Linked DNA regions of Mus musculus: region 2 is linked to region 1. Evidence: chromatin loops called from intact Hi-C (ENCODE). Cell type or tissue: heart. All regions are shown on one strand. Each heading gives the region's core, and the rest is flanking DNA. Links, peaks and the distances in the headings are about the cores only.

Evidence for each region. Hi-C counts contacts between places; a loop is a spot of excess contacts. Peaks named below come from ENCODE experiments on the same cell type or tissue, not always from the same donor. Only the 100,000 strongest peaks of a DNase experiment are listed, where the experiment ranks them.
Region 2: it touches region 1 in a loop (2.2-fold over the local background); 18 of 42 quality-filtered maps call a loop at or near these places.

Annotation. Positions count from the first base shown.
Region 1 is chr19:24,219,178-24,229,153 of GRCm38, reverse strand. It overlaps Tjp2 (tight junction protein 2), which reads left to right and starts at 4,128. Exons shown (of 24, transcript NM_001376368.1): 1 at 4,128-4,303. In heart, for the core only: CTCF peaks have their summits at 1,818 (motif pointing right), 3,927 and 7,456 (motif pointing right); DNase peaks (open chromatin) are centred at 3,563 and 4,103; H3K4me3 peaks cover 2,437 bases; H3K27ac peaks cover 2,224 bases.
Region 2 is chr19:24,162,563-24,172,538 of GRCm38, reverse strand. The region is part of intron 2 of Tjp2 (tight junction protein 2); the gene reads left to right. Among named protein-coding and RNA genes, the nearest start is that of Tjp2, 57 kb to the left of the region's middle. In heart, for the core only: no CTCF peak of the experiment used is centred there; a DNase peak (open chromatin) is centred at 5,858; H3K4me3 peaks cover 2,309 bases; H3K27ac peaks cover 3,057 bases.

The DNA.
Region 1 (9,976 bases), core at 811-8,810:
AGGCCCCATAGGCTGGTTCAAACACATGAGTCTATAGAGGCCATACCTGGCCATAGCATCATAAGAAAAGAACAGATAGTCCAACTTCCAGAGTCCCCGTAGGCTATAGCAGTTTCAACAATGTTAAAAGTCCAAAGTTCAAAGTCTCTTCTGAGATTCATCCAATCACTTAACTGTAATCCCCAAGGCAAGACAGGAAACCACCTAGACACAATCCAAACTCTGCTTCTCTGTGTCTGATGTCAAAATGGTCTTCAGATCTCCACTCCTTTTTCATCTTTGTTGACTACAACCCACTTCTTTCTCCTGGGCTGGTTCCACTCCCTGTTAGCAGCTTTCCTCAGCAGGTATCCCACAACTCTCACAGCTCTAACATCTTGGGGTGTCCAAGGCAACTTCAATGTTATAACTTCTTGTTCCAGTGTGTCCCGGATCCACACACGATCTTCTGGGCTCCTCCAAAGGGCTTGGGTTACATCTCCAGCTCTGCCCTCTGTAGTATTCTAGGCTCTGGTTGACTCCACTCCACTGTTGCTGCTGTTCTTGATGATCATCCTATGGTACAGGCATCTCCAATACACTGGGGTCTTGCTGCAACTAGGCTTCACCCATATCCTCTCATAGGCTCCCTTCATGGTGCCAAGCCTCAACTTCTTTGCATGACCCCTTCAGTACTGGGCTATCAGCTGCAACTGAGGCCGCACTTTTACCAATGGCCTGCCCTGGCCTCTGACAGTCCCAGTCCTCAGCTGCTCTTCATGACTCCTTCATGTCTTTAAAACCAATACAACCAGGGATGGGGGGTGGGTGGGGGAGGGTTGACTCTTACCCATTACCTAGTCCAGCTGCAGCATGAGGTACGACCTTGGCTACCTCTGGAACACAGCTTCTTTGTGGTCTCAGGTAACACTTCCCAGAAGATTTCACCTCAGTGGTTTTGGTCTCTTCTTAATCACTGCTAATTTCTTAGCTCCAACTAGCCAGCATCAATTGTCCCAGTAGTTCCTTCTATCTTGACTGTAAAGCCAGAGCCACATGGCCGGCCGAAGCTCCTGAATCCTGCTGCTTGCTGGGATTGGAGCATGGCTCCCCTTATCATATCAACAGCTTTCTGTTTTCCAACTCCCTCACTTCATAAGCTTGGCTGCCCTGGAACTTGCTCTGGAGATCGTCCTTGAACTCAGAGATCTGCATGGCTCTGTCTCCTGGGATTAATGGTGTGAACCTCCATGCCTGGACCTAAACTTATTGAGCTTGGAGAAGCCTCTGGCTATACAGATAATGTGAGGATCACTTAGACTTTTAGATATCTCCAGGCCTGGTTATGGGAGCTTGGGGAGTCCCTGGCTGTAAGGGTCATTTAGACTACTAGCCACTGCCAGTCCTGGGTGTGGGAGCTTGCTATGGTCTGGCTCACTGGTAACATACAACACCAGGCTATAAGTCGCTTCTAGTTCTCAGCTTTCTCAATGGAACAACAGGTTTTGGGTTGTTGATTCTGTTTGTTTGTTTGTTTGTTTGTTTTACATCTTTCTCATTGGAAAGGCAATCCTGTGTGCTTAACATTCCTGGTTTCCCTGGAGATTTGTGGGCACAAGGACTTCACGCTGTACTCCCAACAGGGTCTCAGGCTAGCAATAGACTGTAACTCTACTTCCAGGGAATCCAATGGCCTCTTTTAGCCTCTGACAGTACCAGACATGTACACAGTGCACAGACATACATGCAGACAAAACAACCATACTATCAAATGCAAACATAAATAATTTTTTAAAAAAAATTTACTTATTTATTATATGTAAGTACACTGTAGCTGTCTTCAGACACTCCACAAGAGGGAGTCAGATCTCATTATAGATGGCTGTGAGCCACCATGTGGTTGCTGGGATTTGAACTCAGGACCTTCGGAAAAGCAGTCAGTGCTCTTAACCGCTGAGCCATCTCTCCAGGCCCCCCATAAATAATTTAAAATGCACACACACACACACACACACACACACACACACACACACACACACACACACACACACAACTGGACATGGTAGTTTTTTAACTCTGCCCCACAGTTACCTGGCAATAGCCAGGTGTGCCTGACTTACTATAAAAGGGGCTGCTTGTCCCCTCCTCACTCTCTTCTTCTCCTCTTCCCTCTCTGTCCCTTCTCTCCCCATTCCTCTCCCCCTCTTTCTCCACATGTTAATGGCTGGCCTCTGCTCCTCTTCTCGCTCTCTTTATCTCTCTCTCTCTCTCTGTCTCTACTCTCTCGACTCCTCATGCTCTAAATAAACTCTATTCCATGCTATATCTGTCATATGGCTGGTACCTCAGGGGGTTGGGATGCCTCAGCATGGGCCCAGAGTCACCCCTTCACCGTACCTCACCCTACAAACATATTCCAAGTTCTTTCTCTCTCTCTGTCTCTCTCTCTTTTTTAAAAACACAACAGCAGTGTTCACCCCATTATTCCAGTACTTGGGAGGCTGAGGCAGGAGGATTACCCCAAAATTGGAACCAGCAGGATTGCATGGAAGGGCCATTAGGGCCATAGTAACTAAGACCTCAACTCAAAAAAAGAAAAAGCAAATTCATGGGTAGGTGTTTTTCCTTTCTTAGTAAATGGAGGCACAATTGGTATGCTTTTATTTGCTTAACAGTTTGCTTGTGCTCATTTTTCTTAAAGTGATACTTTCTTAAAGCCTGAGCCTTCAGGTTTGATCTTCCTTTGCCTGGGGCGTGTGTGTGTGTGTGTGTGTGTGTGTGTGTGTGTGTGTGTATTGGCAGGTCTGATAACACCTGTTCCTCAGGATCTGTCCATGTTGGTTTATAAGACCGGGTCTTTCATTTTTCGGGGGCTGGTAAATCCAAGGATCTGTCTCCCCAGCTCTGGGATTACAAATCTGTGCTACCACTCCTGGTTTCTCTTGTTGGGGTTTTGTTTTTGTTGTTGTTGTTTTTGTTCTTTTTTTTTTTTCCTTGAGAGAGTGTCTCAGTTGACATAGTTACTCCTGGCGAAAGGGTTTTGTGGGGAGGAGAGGGCGCTCGTGCGCGAAGTTGCCTGGAATAGAACCTCAGCATCCTTTACAGGATTTTTAAAAAAGCAAACTAAAATACTTAAAATTGCAACGCAGTGGGCAAGTGCGAGCATTCACACCGCACAACTATCACCACTATCCATCTCGCCATCACCACAACTTTTATCCTGTACCCTGGAATCTTCTTAGGATTTTTTTTCCCCCCTGAGACAGGGTTTCTCTGTGTAGCCTGGCTATCCTCGAACTCACTCTGTAGATCAGGCTGGCCTCGAACTCAGAAATCCGTCTACCTATGCCTCCCAAGGGCTGGGATTAAAGGCATACGCTACCACTATCCAGCTTTTCTTTTTATTTTTTTTTTTTTCTTTTTCTTTTCTTTTCTTTTTTTCTTCCTAGGATTTTTTAACCAGACTAGGTTAAATGGAAGGCGAACTTGCGCCCCGGGTGCAGCCTTGGGCACTAGGCACATTCCTCCTTCCCCGCGGTGTGACTAAGCAGGCTCTGGGCTTAGTGCTCCGCCCTCACCTATTGTCCCCCGAGAGGAACCGGTATTTCCGGATTGGAGCCTCAGAGCCAGAGAACCAGGGAGGTTGGAGGGGGAGGGGGATTGAAATTGATCTTAAAACTTATCTTTCACCGATACCATTACCCGTTTCTCTTCTTCCCCAAACAAAAATCAACCCGTTCCACTCCCCTACCGTATACATACAGTGACCCACAAACACCCTTCCCGTGGTTTCTGAGGGGTGACTGACCTTTCCTCGCCAGCACCTGCGGAAAGACTGAAAGCAGATCTGGGCACGAATTAGATAAACCCTGCGAATGTTTATACTCTTGAGCCGAAGCTTGGGGGTTTTGCTGAGAAAAGAGGCGGAAGCGTCGCTCAATCCCTGCCCCACCGCTGGGTGGCGCCGGTGAGGCCTCCCCCTCCGCCAACAGGACGACCCAAAGTGGCGCGAGCTACTTTTTTTTTTTTTTTCCGGGTCTGGAGGAAGCAGGTGATGGCCACCGCCCATCTACCCTCCCCCTAACCACACACACTCTAGATAGGCACTTGTCCCCCTTTCTTCTAGCCCTCCAAACAGGAAATAGGTTGAGTCACAACAATACCCAGGAACGGCCGGTGGCGGAGGTCACTGGCTCCCGCCTGCTGCGGCAGCCCGCGGCACTCCGCCTCCGGACAGGCGCTGCCCGCGCTGCGCCGCCCGACGCCTGGGACCGTCGCTTTCTGCGCGCTGACTCTGCTGGCTGCCGCCGCCCCCCTTCTCCAGGCGAGTACCTGCGGCTCTGTCCCTCCCGGGGTACAAGATTGCTCTGGAGCCTTGGCTCGCCGCGGGGCAGCGTGCGTGAACGCCGGTTGTCCCCGTGGGGTTTGGGATGTGATTTCTTGAGCACTGCTTTTTGCGTGCGTACTTCCATCTCCCACCCTTGGGCAGCCTCGCATCACCGGGGTTGACTTAGGGTCACCCGGGATCTGAGTTTACGCCGCTGCTACAGGTGCCTGGCTCCTCCTTGTCCTTCCAGGCGGGGACATTGTTTCGCTCCCGCAGAGCGTCTCTTCTGCTAGATTCAGAGGGCCTTTGGGTTTCTGTTGGCAGCGATGGTATCTAAGGGGTGGGTGACCTGAACGGGCGCGGAGCGAGGGAAAGCTGGTGTCTGTGTGCAGGTGGGGGCGATCCTGGTGACCATGAGTCTGCCCCCTCCCCCGCCGCCGACAGGAAAACAGTCCCGTCGCTTTGTGAAACATTTAATTCGACTTTGTGTGTGTGTGTATATATATATTTGGGGTCTTTCGACTCTTTTATAAAGGACGAGCCGAGTTGTCAACACAGGGCGTTGTCAGCTCTCCAGGGCTGCTTTCCGTGGCTTTTCTATGGGACTCTCAGTCAAAGCCGAGTTGGAGATTTTTATGTTGGAAAAAGGCCACCGAATGCCAAGCATTCTCCGAGCTTGAAAAGGGTGTTTTCCAGGCTGCTGCAGTGTGCGAGAGGGTTTCTGAGCTACTGTCTCTGAGTTGTCCACCGCGCCTTCCCAGGTCCGCAGGTGTGCGGGTTCTGTTCAGAGGCTCCTCTGGCCTCTAAAAGTTTCCCGACTTTCCTAGTTCATTTGAAAGACCAGTTTCCTGGTAAGGAGAGAGGGATTCTGGGACATTGCCTGGGGGCCTCTTGAAAACCCAGGTTTCAGGCCGCACCCTAGACCTGTTAGCCCTGGGATCTATTTGCACTTTGACCTTTGGGAACCTTTGGCCCAAGAAAAGTGGCGGTGCCCAGCTAAGGAATGAATCACGTCGGACTCCTACTCAGCCTTAAATCTGAATGCTATTTTAAAAATGGGGACAGACAGTACAGCCACACTGGACCTACCCACTCCGCCCCCAGAGCCATTGGCTCTTTATTGAGATTTGAAGATATTTGGCTAACATATAAGGCTGCAGGTTTTTTTGTTTCTGGCCTTGAAATGTGCCTTAAAATGATACGGAACGTGAAATTGAGCATTTTAACCTTCCTAAATGTTAAGTTAAACGGCACCGAATGCCCTCAGTTTTCTTCAGGGGGCTGAGAATCCTGACTAGGAATGTAATAGGCAGAATAGATGCAACATTACTAAGTGGCCAAGGTAGGCTAGCTGCAGGATTCTGTTGTGTGCTTTCCATTAAGGAAGATAAAGAGCCAGGAGGGTTTTCTTTTGTCTAGACTGCAATGGAATGGAGTCACCTAGGGAGTGGACTCAGCCCGCATGAATTAACTAAGTATAGATTCCCCGAAATCTCTTAATTCCTCATTGCCTTGGTACTAAGTAATGAAACTGCACTTAAAAAAAAATTACAGGGCTGGAGAGATGGCCCAGAGGTATTAGCACTGACTGCTCTTCCAGAGGTCCTGGAGTTCAATTCCCAGCAACCACATGGTAGCTCACAACCATCTGAAATAGGATCTGGTGCCTTCTTCTGGTGTGTCTGAAGACAGTTACAGTGTACACATATGCATTAAATAAATAAGTCTTTAAAAAACTTACTTTTTATAACAGAGCTTGGTGGCACTCAGCTTTAATCTCAGCGCTCAGAAGACAGCAGGATGAATTCTGTGAGGTCCAGGCCAGCATGGTTACTAGCAAACTCTAGGCTAGCTAATGAGTGTTTTCTCCTACCTTATGGGTCCTGGGGTGGGAGGGAGCCTTAGACTTGGCTGCAAGCCCCTCTACTGCATGAGTCTTCATTGCTACCCCCACCTCCACCCCACCCCACCCCCTTGTGTGTGAGTGTGTGTGTGTGTGTGTGTGTGTGTGTGGTTGTGTGTATGTGTGGTATGTGTATGTGTTTGTGTGAGTGAGTGTATGTGTGTGTGTGGTATGTATAGTGTGTGTGTATGTGTGTGTGGTGTGAGTGTGTTTATGTGGTGTGTGTATGTGTGTGCTTGTGTGAGTGTGTATGTGTGTGTGTATGTGTGTGTGTGGTATGTGTGTGTTGTGTGTATGTATGTATGTGTGTGTATTGGTGTGTGTGTGTGTATGTGTGTGTATGTGTGTGTTTGTGTGTGTGTGTGGTGTGTGAGTGTGTATGTTGTATGTGTGTGTGTTGTGTGTGTGTATATGTGTGTGGGTGTGTGTGTGGTGTGTGTGCGGGTGTGAGCGCTGTATGCACCGGCATGTGGAAGCCAGAACTTGACATCAGGTGGCTTCCTACCTTCTATCCTGAGGCAATGTCTCTCTCTCACTTGAACCCAGAGCTTCCTGATTTGCCTGTCCAGCTCGCCAGCTTGCTCTGAGGGTCCCTGTCTTCGATTCCCAGTGAGATTACAGTCTGGGCTCTGCCCCACAGTTACTGTTGTCCACAAGTGAAGTTTGAGTGGCAAGTTCTTTACCCACTGAGCGGTCTCTCCAGTCCCTCCCCTACTTTCATATATATATATATATATATATATATATACACACACACACACACACACACAAACACACACACACACACACACACACACACACACACACACACACACATATATATATATATATTTATAGTAAAGTGTATATGGGTGTTTTGGTGTTTTGCCTGACTAAAAGTCTGTGAGCCGTGGTCTGTCTAGTGCTCTTGGAGACCAGAAGAGGGCATTGTATTCATTAACTTTGAGGTTACAAATATTGGGTTTTGGGGAAATCAAACCTAGGTCCTCTGGAAGAACAGCCAGCGCTCTTAACCACTGTGATGTCTCTCCAACACGCCGCCCTCCCCACTTCATTTAACACGGACTTTTAAGTTTTAAAAGTAGCCTGAATGAACTTTAAGAAAAAGCTTCTCTCCGCAAATATTGGAGCCACAGCAAGACTTGAGGGGACTAAAAAAAGATTTTAAATAGAAATTTAAAATATTTCCACCTGTTTTTAAAATATATTTGTAAAAGATTTATTTTATGTTTGTCTATGTGTCCATGTGTGGGTGTGTGCCCGATAAGACCGGAAGAGGGCGTTAGATCCCTTGGAGCTGTAGTTCAAAGACTGGGTGTGTTGGGAACCCAACCTTATAGAGTTCTGCACTTAACCTCTGAGCTCCAATCCCTTCCTGTTATGTTAATGTTCAGGGTGAGGGTCCAGTAGCCCCATCCACAGTAATAAGGATGTTTCTATAGCTTAGGAAATTGTTATAGTGATGAGTTGTTTTCATTTGTTAAAAGCTTCAGTTTGTGGTCTGGCGGCACATTTTCCATGAGAACATAAATGTGAACAGGTCTCAGAAGTCATTGTGATAGATCAAGAACATGACTCAGGACACACAGCAGACGGGGCGCAACGGTGCTGGGCACTTTAATAAATAACTGCCTAGTGGCAGGTCCTTCAAACAGGCTCCTTCTTTTCTTTCTTAAGACTCATGACTGATTGTGTTGGGACTTTCATCTGAAGGAGGTACGCACACGGAGGAAGGAGTTTACAGCTTCCTTTGATTGAAAAGTCCCTTTGAAATTGTTGACAATAACTCAGCCAAGATCTAGCAAGAAAGTCTGTCCATTCCCCGCCCCCCCCCCCCCCCCCCAGAGATTCCGGCATTCACAGCGTTCCAACCGCTAATTCTTCTTACTTCTGCAAGGCTGAGTGGAGCGGAGTTTCCCTCCTTTCTTAGAATAGCTTTGAAAACATACTGTAGTTTCATGTTTTATCTAGCGACAAATGCTGTTTTGTTTGCAGTCCACAGAGAAGGGGGAAAAATCTTTAGGAAACAACCGAGGAAAAATGTTATTAAAAATGAAAACCTGCCAAGTCTTTGGCTCACTAAATCCGGGGTTTATATTGGAATATGTAGGTGTAGGCACCTGTAGTGGTTCTCTTATATAAACAGGTTTAGGAGTCAACTCGGGAAACTGTGCATGCACACACACTTGAGTGGACATTCAAACTAAGACACTGTTTTAAACTTTATTATTTTATCAATTCTTATGTATGGGCCTTTTGCCCATGTATAGGCCAGTGCACCACATCATTTAGTGCCCTCAGAGGTCAGAAAGGGCATGTGGTGCGCAGATGTACATTTGAACAAAACACCCATACAGAAAGCAGAGGATAACAACAATAAAGACATAAGAATCAGTCTGAGCCGGGCAGTGGTGGCACACTCCTTTAATCCCAGCACTTGGGAGGCAGAGGCAGACGGATTTCTGAGTTCAAGGCCAGCCTGGTCTACAGAGTGAGTTCCAGGACAGCCAGGGCTATACAGAGAAACCCTGTCTTGAAAAAAACCAAAACAAACAACCAAACAAAAACTCAGTCTTAGTTTGCCAGTTCTAATCTGCACCCCCTCTCCTCTTCCTCCTCCTTTTTTGAGACAAGGTCTCTGTTTATAACCCTGGCTGTCCTGGGACTCATTCTATGGACTAGGCTGGTGTTGAAATCATAGATAGATATCCTCCTGCCTCTGCTTCCCAAGTGCTGGGATTAAAGGCATCTGATCCATCACCATGCCAGGCCTCTCTTTTTCTAAATGAATGCTTCTTGATACTAGTCTTCATGGAGATTTGGAATACTGGTTTCTCCATAAGAAAGATTAAGGCATTTAACTTTGATTTAGTGTTAGTAAACACTTGGTGTATGATCATTGTAAACCAGAAATTTCTGAATATACTGTGATCCAATCGCCTTCACAATAACCTCAGAGGGCTCTCCAGCTCCTCCCTGCAGCCCCCTCCACTCCTCCCTGCAGCCCCCTCCAGCTCCTCCCTGCAGCCCCCTCCAGCTCCTTCCTGCAGCCCCCTCCAGCTCTCCCTGCAGCCCCCTCCAGCTCCTCCCTGCAGCCCCCTCCAGCTCTCCCTGCAGCCCCCTCCAGCTCTCCCTCCAGCCCCCTCCAGCTCCTCCCTGCAGCCCCCTCCGACTCTCCCTCCAGCCCCCTCCAGCTCCAGCTCCCTCTCCAGTCCCCCTCCTGCCACGCCCCCCCCCCCCCCCCAGCCTCTCTCCTCTCATTTCACAGAACCGACATTGAGGTCGCCCTGATCATCTTGCTTGAAACCATGGTTCCTTCTCTTGTCATTCACCCGTATCAAATCAGAAGCGCTTGGCTGCCTGTTCTCGCTCACTGCCAGGAAGCTAGATACCCACCCATTCATTCTTCATTTGATTCTTCTGGAATATCAGGTTCTGCACTATAAGTGCACTAAAGTCAATGGAAAAAAAAAAAAGAACCAACACAGAAATAAATGCCAAAGGAGCAGAAGGTTCTTTTGTTGGTCCTTGAGACCTCCAATGACCTTGCTGATGCTTGGCCTGACAGTAGTCAGACTAGCGCCTGACAAGCCAACTCTGGAACACTTTTATTACTGACAAGGATGGATAATGTTATTCTCGCATGCCAACCTGAATGTACTATCTGGTACCCCAAAATGCGGTCTAGCAGCACACAGCTGGATGTGGAGACACACGTCCACCTGTGAGAGTGTGCTCCCAGCGCTCTCGAACTGGGCAGGAGGATG
Region 2 (9,976 bases), core at 1,372-9,371, 57 kb after region 1:
TCCCCAGTTGTAGCTTTCTAGTACCATTGAGCTACCATTTAATGAGCACCTACTTAGTGCTAGTCACCTCTCGGACTTGACTGAGTCCCAGATTGACTGGATCTCTGCTTGCAGGAGTCTAGTGCACACGAGTATGGCGGACTGCTTTATTTAGATGGCTCTGGCTTTCGATGATCCCTGGCACTGAGGGAGAGATGTGTAATACAGATGCACACCCTGCTATTCAGAGGTGCAACAAAGGGTGGGATTGTCTTCTCGGCATCCCTTCGGGGATTCTTTCAGGGAAGAAAGCATGTGAGCAGATACTTCCTCATGCAAGTCACCATAGAGAATGGCTGGGAATGCATTTACCTCACGGTGCACTGGCAGAGAGTAGGCGCCTAGGGACACAGTGGTCATGGGTCCCCAAAGTTAAGCACGAGAATCAAGTGAAGGGTTTTGGGTTGATAAGGGAGGCGAGGTCTAGAAATCTAGAAGTGCCAGATAATTGCCAATGGAAAGTCTGAGAGGCCAAAAAGGTGGTACAACTCTTTTTGGAAGGCCTGGGATGGCACTGACCCAACCTTGGGAAGGACAATCATAGAAACTCCTAATGTAGTAATTAGTGGTTCGGCTCTCCTAACAGCCCAGTGAGCTGCGTTCAGAGTAAAGGCCACTCCACTTCCAACACGGTAAAGGGTCCTCTTTTTGAGGTTTGCTTAGGACCAGTTTCATCTTTGTATCGCCTTATGGGGAGTTTGTTTGAAGTGACTACTGCCTGAATTGGCTTCACTCTTGATCTAGTTCCTTGCACGTGGACAGCAGATCGCAGCTAACCAGCTATGTCCTGTGTGTGGACAGATCACAGTTAACCAGCTGTGTCCTGTGTGAGGACAGCAAATCGCTGCTAACCAGCTATGTCCTGTGTGAGTGGTGAGCTCTTCTTGAATGTATCTGAGTGCTTGGGCAATGACAATATCCCCTCTGTTAGCTTTCTTTTCTTTTTTTTTTTTTTTTTAAGATTTATTTATTAATATATGTAAGTACACTGTAGCTGTCTTCAGACACTCCAGAAGAGGGAGTCAGATCTTGTTGCAGATGGTTGTGAGCCACCATGTGGTTGCCGGGATTTGAACTCTGGACCTTCGGAAGAGCAGTCGGGTGCTCTTACCCACTGAGCCATCTCACCAGCCCCCTCCGTTAGCTTTCTTTTCACACAATTTTCCCCCCTCCTGAGGTTATTTTTTAAGGAGACAGATTCTTGAAAGTAGGTGTGAGGGGGGTTACCTTAGGTCACTGTAGCTCTGTGTACAAGAGTAGTTGTTTAAAAAGACATTTGATTAGGTTTTGGCTTGAGATGTGGTAGCCATAGGGCAGCAGTAGAATTGGGGAGGACCAATGATCACTCGACTTTCATCATCTCCCAAGATAACTAGCCATTAGGGAATTCCTTGCCTAATCCCTAAAACAAATCTCATTAAGCAGCCTGACCATATTAAAGCTTTATCTCAAATAAGAGCTGTCTCTCAATAAAATGCCTCGTTGGTTATATATATCCTTAGCAACAATCAGGGATGCAAAAACTTGTGGCCCCAGTGACCTTGATGTTGTGAGATAAAGATGTTTTGGGTTTGGGGCTATCTTGTGCATGGTTTCCCCAGGCTTGGGTGGAGGGGAGCTAAAGTATCCTGTCAGCCCGTCTATTGAGAGTCTCTGGATTCCAAGCCCAAGAGTCAGGGCCATAGACTGAGACACCCAACCTAATACCAGTGTGGTGAATTTAAGCACATCAGAGTTCATGGAAACCAGGTTTAAAAATAGAGAATGGGGGCTGAAGGGATGGCTCAGCGTTTAAGAGGACTGACTGCTCTTCCAGAGGTCCCTGAGTTCAATTCCCAGCAACCACATGGTGCCTCACAACCATCTGTAATGGGATGCCATGCCTTCTTCTGGTGTGTCTGAAGAGAGTGACAGTGTATTCATATACATTAAATAAATAAATGAATAAATAAATTAATCTTAAAGAAAAAAAGAACAGAGAGCCATGTAGTGGCCAGTTAACCAGTACAGGAAATGTTGTGATGCCCCGTCCTCCTTTTTAGTAGCAGCTCTTACACCTGTGACATTCTAAGGAGGTGTTAGCTTTAACTGTTAAAAAGAACGATCCTGGTATCCAGTATCCATCATTGCAATGGCTAGTGTTTATTTGGGAGGTACCTGGGAAGGCAGTCCATAGGCTTGCAGGGTTTTTGTGTAATGCTGAACTGTGAGTTGGAGTTCTTCTCTTTCTTTCCACTTGATTTAGACTTGTGCTTCTAAGAATTTGGCAACTGCGCTAATTTCCTAAGCACCCGGAGGTCATTGTGTGCTTGGGCCGTGGTGTTGCTGATCAGAAGTGTGATGGGCAAGAACCCTGATACTGGGCTGCACCACCGCTCTCTGTCCTGGTGGTGTGTGTGTGTTTTTTTTTTTTTTTTTTAAATGACAGGTGCCTATTATTTTGGCCATTATCCCTAAGCCTCTCAGAAAACACACTAAGGACTTTGACCAGCCATTTGATTGTTTTTTTGTTTTTGTTTTCCCCCTTTGGAGTATTTTCTCAGTTGTGGTTCATAAAAACTTGCAGTACAAAAGGTTCTTTAAAATGTAATTAATTAGTTTTATGTGTATGCTGCTTTGTTGCATGGAAGTCTATATATTGCTTTTATGTGTTTGCTGCTGGAAGTGGGGATTGGATTTCCTGGGACTATAGTTACAGATGGTTTTATGAGTAGCCATCTTGGGGCTGGGTCCTCATCAAGAGCAGCAAATGCTTTTAATGTTGGGAACCACTTCTTCAGCCCCGTTTTTGTTTTGCTTTTGTTTTTCCAAGACAGGGTTTCTCTCTGTAGCCCCGGCTGTACTAGAACTCCATAGACCAGGCTGGTCTTGAACTCAGAGATCTGCCTGCCTCTGTTTCCAGAGTGCTGGGATTAAAGGCATGTACCACTTTTAATTTAGATAATTTAATTAATAAGTTAATTTAAATAATGAAACAGCAATAATGGAGTAATCCAGCCGCTTGTGGCAGCACACGCCTTTAATCCTACCACTCCTGGAGGGGCAAGTTTGCAGATCTCTGTGAGTTCTAGGTTAGCCTGGGCAACATAATAAGATCCTGTCTCAAAATAAACACAAACAGAAAACCACCACCACCACCAAAACCTACCCAATAATTCTCTTCGACAGGAATTAAATTCTATCTTTTTTATTAGCTTCTTGGATGGGACATATTCTGTTTTTCAGTTGTTATACATTAATATCGAGTGAGGAGTGGAAGCCAAAGCCAGTCAGCATTCCCACTTATTTGAAGGTTGGGTAGCTTAGGATGAAACAAAAATAAATGTGAAGTAAAACCGCATTAAGATTTGTGAACTTTTCATGGTAAGTCAGTAGTAGACTGTACAAATTGAAAGCATGAAGGCTATTGCTCTCTGAGCCTTGGGTGTCACTGTGTAAAGCACATGTGACTTGGTTCAGGAGAGCTCTCGAGTATATACCTTCCCAGCCCCACCATACCTTCATGAGCAGCACATGCAGAGACATCCTGGGAGAGCAGAAGTGTTGAGCACATGGCCTCTGTCTTGAGCCTGTGGACAACCCCACTCCCCCACCCCCATCCCCCATTTCTGCAATTCTTCTGACTGTTTGCCCATGGTGTGTCTGTGGGGCTCTTTTAACATCTGGCTGGATTCCCTTCCTTTTTCTGCTTTCTCCGAGTAGGTGATACATCGAAAGTTGCATGGCCAAATGCTGTTCATTCTTTTGTGATAAAGTGGTGGGGCGGGGAGGAGGTACTCCCGCCCTTCCAGGGAATAGCACTTTGTTTTCAAGTGCGGCCTGAAGAATGCAGATCACCAAATAGCTTGCCACGCGTAAAGGTTTTAACTTCTCAGGGTCTTTACAGAATGTGTTGTGTGGCGGGATTCTTGGTTTTCGTTAATGAATTAGCTTTATGGTGCTGCGGATGGAACCTACTTATATACTTCTGGTGCATACATGGAGCTATAAAGGGGGCTCTGACAAGGATGCTGTAGGAACCGCAAAGTTTGAGGTAGAAAAACAACCCCTTGCTTTGACTTAAGGAGGACAGTTGAGGTGCACGCTGATGTGAAGGAAAAGGAAAAGGAGACACTCTGAATTATAGCCGTTCTCTAGTTGTGTGCCTGTGGCGCCATTTGTGAAGTGTCCGAAGCCTCTGGCTGGTGACTTGTATTTAGTCATTTCATAGCAGGACATGCTATTTGATGAGTGCCGCCTGGCAGATGGTTACAGTTGGGTCTTTAACAGGATACAGGCTGCCATCCAGCCACAGTAGAGTATACTTTGTAATGTGCTTATTTGAACTTAGACTAATGTTTTAGCCTGACTAGACTTTGATGGGTGTGGCTTTTATGTTTCTCCTCCTCCTCCTGTTCTGTGTGAGGAGTAAATATAGTAATGGGGAAAATGTAATCTTGACACATCTCTGAATGAACACCTCCCGTCCCCTTTGTTGCTTCAGGAAGCTGTGGGTGGAACCCAGGGCCTGGAATATCCTAAGTACCTGCTGTGCCAGGTACTTATTAGAGTTAAAATTATTTTATTATATGCCTGCACTTATATTGCACAACAATGGGTACCTGTTGTCCCTTGGAGGCCAGAAGAGGCTTGGCAGATCCTCTGGGTCTGGGCTGACAGGTGATTGTGAGCAGAGAATGAAGTTCTGGGAATCAAACCCTGGTCCTTGGCAAGAACAGCTAGTGCTTTTAACTGCTGAGACACCTGTCCAGACCAGGTTTGTAGCTTTTTTTGGTGGTAAGTTTTTAGACTGTACACCAGTCTCAAAGTCCAGTTACATTTTTGCCATCCTAACAAAGGAAAACGTGGATCGTGATAGAGAAACTTTAGTTCCTTGAGTTGAAGGTAAGGCGAGCCAGGTGTTGTGTGACTTAATTTTTTATTTTACGGGGTGGACAAAACACTCAATCCCAGATTGGGAACCCATGATACACCCAATTTTTAGTGGTAAGGATACCACCAAAGTCCAGCTTGGCGACCCAGTGAGTTTTATTGGGGTTCCCTACAGGAATCTGAATTCAGGAATAGAAATGATCCCATATGGATGAGCACAGATCACCCCAGAATAACTCTTATCGCCAAAGTTCACCCCGGCATGGGTGACAGCTCACAAAGGCTGGGAACCTGGACCACACTGGACAGCCTGCAGGCAGCTCAGCAGATTGGAGGGTCCTTTGCAGCTTCAGGTGGCAGAAATGTCTTCCAAGCAGGTCTTTTTGCTTGAGAGTCGTCTTCCCCGCAGGGGTGTGTGTGTGTGTGTGTGTGTTTACCTCCCTGCCTAAGGAGCTCCCCTGCAGGACCAAAAGTTTTTAAGGTCTAATGCTTTCTAGTAGTATTTGTTCCTTCTAGGGCTTGGAGCTTCTAGGGCCTTTGTTCTCAGGAGGAAGGAAAAAGAAATTTGTCAGCCGGCCTCATTGCTTTAATGTCCGACTATAGCAATTTGTTTACATGATCTGAGAGCTGATCCTACCCACTTGGCTCAAGTTCAGTTTCTTCTTTTTGCCTTACAAGGATAGCAGGCGCACCTGAGAACCTGGGTGGGTGGGGTTTCACCCAGGAGAGTCATCCCTGTAGCTCGGAGACAACACCTTCACGTCACCGGCCACTCTCAGTCTCCGGAGGATTCAGCGGAGTAGAATCGATGAGATTAGTGAGGGAGGTTCTTAGCAAAACTAAAGGACTTCCTGGTGAGCTCAGTTTCCGACCGAGGAGCAGGCTTCTTCCTCTTTAGCCCTCTTCAGTGAGGAGTCAGCTGCTCGGCTGTGTGGGATTGGCTGGTGTACACCTGCCCCTGTTTCCTCCGGCCACTGCATACCGCCAGTCACTTCCCATTAGCTGTGAGCCCTGCCCTTGTGTGAGTCAGAGTGGTAGGCACAAGGGCTCTCGGGGCAGGGCATCAGACGAAGTCACTGTGTACTTATCAGATTGACTCGATTTGGGAAGGCATGAGCTAGCATGACTCAGACTAGTGGCGAACTTAATTGAGAGAATTCCTCATATTTCTGTAGCGAATGGATGATAGTTGGATGAACTAAAAAGTCTTAACCAAAAAAAGTGTAGAATTGCTTCTGGACCTCTCAGTGTGCTGTTGTTGAGATGGGGCTGTGTTTAGCTCAGGTTGGTCTCCATTAAAATTGTTACTGTGTTGCAGAACTTAGGCCCAGAAGCAGCAGAAACTGCAGCGCTAATTAACTGGCCACTTTATGTGAGTTGCAGACCTCAGCTCTGCTTAGTTTAGATGGCTAATAAAGTCATCTGTGGCCCCTAACTTCCTGGGGGCTCTCAGTGCTCGAGTGTAAAGCTTAGAGAACATTCTAAGGAGTTTGGAGCAAGATATTCCAAATTACTTGCTCTTTCAGCTATATGTGTGTGTTATTTTCTTATTTTTTTTCTTTTAAAAAGGCATCCATTGGATTCTTTCAGAAAGACGTTTTTAAAAAGACATACTGTTTAACGGCAAAGGTCCCAGGGAGCCTGGTAGTTGCTTAGCTCACAGAGCAATGGAAAGATCTGTTATTAAGTTGCAGCTTGAATAATGTACTAGCCAGAGCCACAGGGTTCTCTTCCCTCAAGCCAGTAGCGACTGTCTTCTCCTCCCTTTTCCAGATTTTATTTTAATTTTTTTCTGGAATTATTTTTTTCTCTATATGTATGGTGTTTTGCCGTCTTGTATGTCTGTGTACTCGGTGGTTGTTTGCGCCTTATACTCTCAGAGGCCAGACAAGAATCTCACATCCCTGGAGCCGGAGCTAGAGACTTCCTTTTTCCTCCATCTGTATATTAGGTCTGGCTGTGTGTCCTGGAGCTCACTATGTAGACTAGGTGAGATCCTCCTGACTGGGATTAAAGATGTGCACCACCATGCCCAGTTTATAGACACAGACTTGTTAAAAGGAAAAATGTGCGCTTAGCACAAAGGAGATGTATTTGCTCTGGAGGGACAGAGGTCAGGGTTAAGGGATGAGACAGGAGCCAGAGGAAGAGGGAGAACGGAGAGAAAAGAAAGAAGAGGGTTATTTGTCTTGGAATGGGATAAAGGGCTGCCTCTGGATGGAGAGGGGACAGGCAAATGATGGTTTATAAAGGTGAAATGGGAAACCCTGTGCTGAGATGAAGTGTTTAATTTTAATTGTGCATGTTAATTAGGTGCCTGAAGGGAGCTTTTGATTGCTAGACTTTACAGCTGGACCTTGGTAGTCAGTTTCTGGAATAGGAATTAGCAATAAGGAAATAGACCATGGGGGGTTAGCCTTTGGAATGGATAGCAGTTTGGTGTGTTTGTTTGTTTGTTTTTGTTGTTGTTTTTAAGCGAGGCAGAGGGAATGGAGGAGAAGGGCCAGGTCTGCTAGAGTCATGCTGGCCAACTCAAGGTAGCTAGAGTCCCTTCAGTTGTGAGCTGCCCCGTGGGTCCTAGAAAATGAACCCAGGTTCTCTGTAAGAGCAGCAAGTGCTCTTATCCACTGGGGAGTCTTTCCAACCCTTATTATTTAAAAATAAGTTTGGTTTATTATTTTTTTTAAAGATTTATTTATTTATTATATGTAAGTACACTGTAGCTGTCTTCAGACACTCCAGAAGAGGGCGTCAGATCTCATTACGGATGGTTGTGAGCCACCATGTGGTTGCTGGGATTTGAACTCAGGACCTTTGGAAGAGCAGTCGGGTGCTCTTACCTGCTGAGCCATCTCACCAGCCCCCGGTTTATTTTTAATGTGTATGTGTGCACCCACATATCCCTGGAGGCCTGTTGTCAGATTCCCTGGAGCTGGGCTTACAGGCAATTGTGAGCCCCCTGATGGGGTGCTGGGAACTGAATTCAGCAGAAGAGGAAGCACTCTGAATCACCCCCTGGACTGGAGTTCTAAGCAGTTGTGAGCCGCCTGCTGTGGCTCCTGGGAACGGAAGGAGGGTCCTCTAAAGAGCAGTAAGCCTTCCTCCCTCCAGCCCCACTCCAGCTTTCTTGGAGGGCTTCTTGAGAATCCATTTTCATTCTTTTCTCCACCTTTTCCAGGCAAAGCTGCTTGTGGGGGAGGGTGGCGTCCCGGGGGAGGGTGGCGTCCCCTGGGAGGGGGAAGCCTCCCACACACCCTTGCCTTTTGCCATAGACTTTCCCCCCAGGGTGAACTTTTGCAGGGATGAGCACAGAAGGGGCCCCAGGCTGCAGTTGGGAGCCTCTTCTGGCTCCCCTTCCAGCCAGGCTAGAAACCAGACTTCTGATTGATGGTTGCGAGAGGAACTTCCTCATTCAGGGACTCCTGTGAAAGTGCTTGCTCTCCGTTGCTTCAGCTGGAGTCCAGCACTTCTGAGCATGTCCTCCAGGAAGGCACTTCTCCAGCCTCAGGCTGCTCTGGTTAGTGTCTGGGTGAGTTTTAAGAGGGGAGAGAGATTTGTGGCATCTTAGACACTCCCTGAAATTTCCCAGGTATGAAACTGAAAACGTTTGTTTCTTTCCTCCTAGTGTTATTGTTACCGGGGCAAATCAGGCTGCTGGAGACTCTTGGAAAGTAAGAGGCCCCCAGGTGGTCCAGAGTTGCATATGGCCTGTGTCAGGATTTATTTTCTTTCCTTTTTGGGCTGCTGGGAAAAACTCAGGCCTCTGTTCCTGTTAGGCAAGCGTTCTAACCTCAGAGCTACAGCCCTAAGCGAAGCCTATGTGTTTGTTTTTTCTAAGATAGAGTTTTCCTGTGTGCTTTGGCTGTTCTGGAAATCACTCTGTAGACCACGAACTCAGAGATCTGCCTGCCTCTGCTTCCAGAGTGCTGGGATTAAAGGCAACCTGGCCTAAAGTGAAGGTTTTAATCTAAAGTCTGGGAGGCGTATTAGTTGGATACACTGCTCAAATGCCCAGCTTGGCAGCTGACTCTAGGAGGGAGTGGTTGGAGAGGGAAAGAAAGATACTCTGAGCCTTCTTAAGAACTGGAGTTTAAAACAGTTTGTCTGGAATGTTTCCATACAGAAAGAATTTACCAAAGCAACAGAAGGATCCAGGAAAGATCTGCCCTCTACAGTCTACAGAGTCATTTTCAAACATTTTCTAGATTGCCATGTTTATGGTGTTTGGTGAAGTATTTATATATAGATTTGTGTTTACTTTTCAAATAAAAGGCTTAATTTTTTTTTTTTTTTGGATTTGGTGCTGAAAGTAAGGGTATTTTATTGTGGTAAAGTATAATATTAAATTTAATATTTTAAATATATGACTCATTAGTACTTGTTCTGTGTTGTGCCATCTAGTCACAGGCTTCCAGGAAGTCAGTGGTGTGGTTACCATTTGGATAGAAAGGTGGACACTTTGTATCATCGTCAAACTGGCCCCACCAAGAGAACCTTATTTAATTCCCCTCTCCGGGAACAGTTTTGTTTGACATGAAGACTTCAGTGTTTATGGCTTCCTTCTTTCCAGGGAATCTCCATGACATGTCTGTGTTGTTGTGTGAGACTCACTAGTTCGTTTGTTGCTTAGTAACATTCCACGCGTGCGCATGTGCATGTTCAACTTCATTCCACGTGTGCATACCCAACATCATCCTATGCCTATGTACATGCATCGTCATTCCATGTATATACATGCAGCGTCTTCCCATGTGTGTGCACACTCATCACTCCATGTATTACACATGCAGCATCATTCCTTGTGTGTGCACACTCATCACTCCATGTGTATTCACATTCAGCATTTTATTCTTTTGATGGACTTTTTTTTAAAGTTGCTATTATGAATAAAGCTCTTTTAAAAAAAATTCCTGCACATCATTTTGGGTACACATACATATCTTTCAGGTGTGAATTCCAAGTATTCGAATCCTTATGTTGTGACCTATGGATGATTGTGTCAATCTGTAACTCTGACGTCCCATAGACCTGACCATGACTTATTTTATCTTGTTGCTTCTTTCCC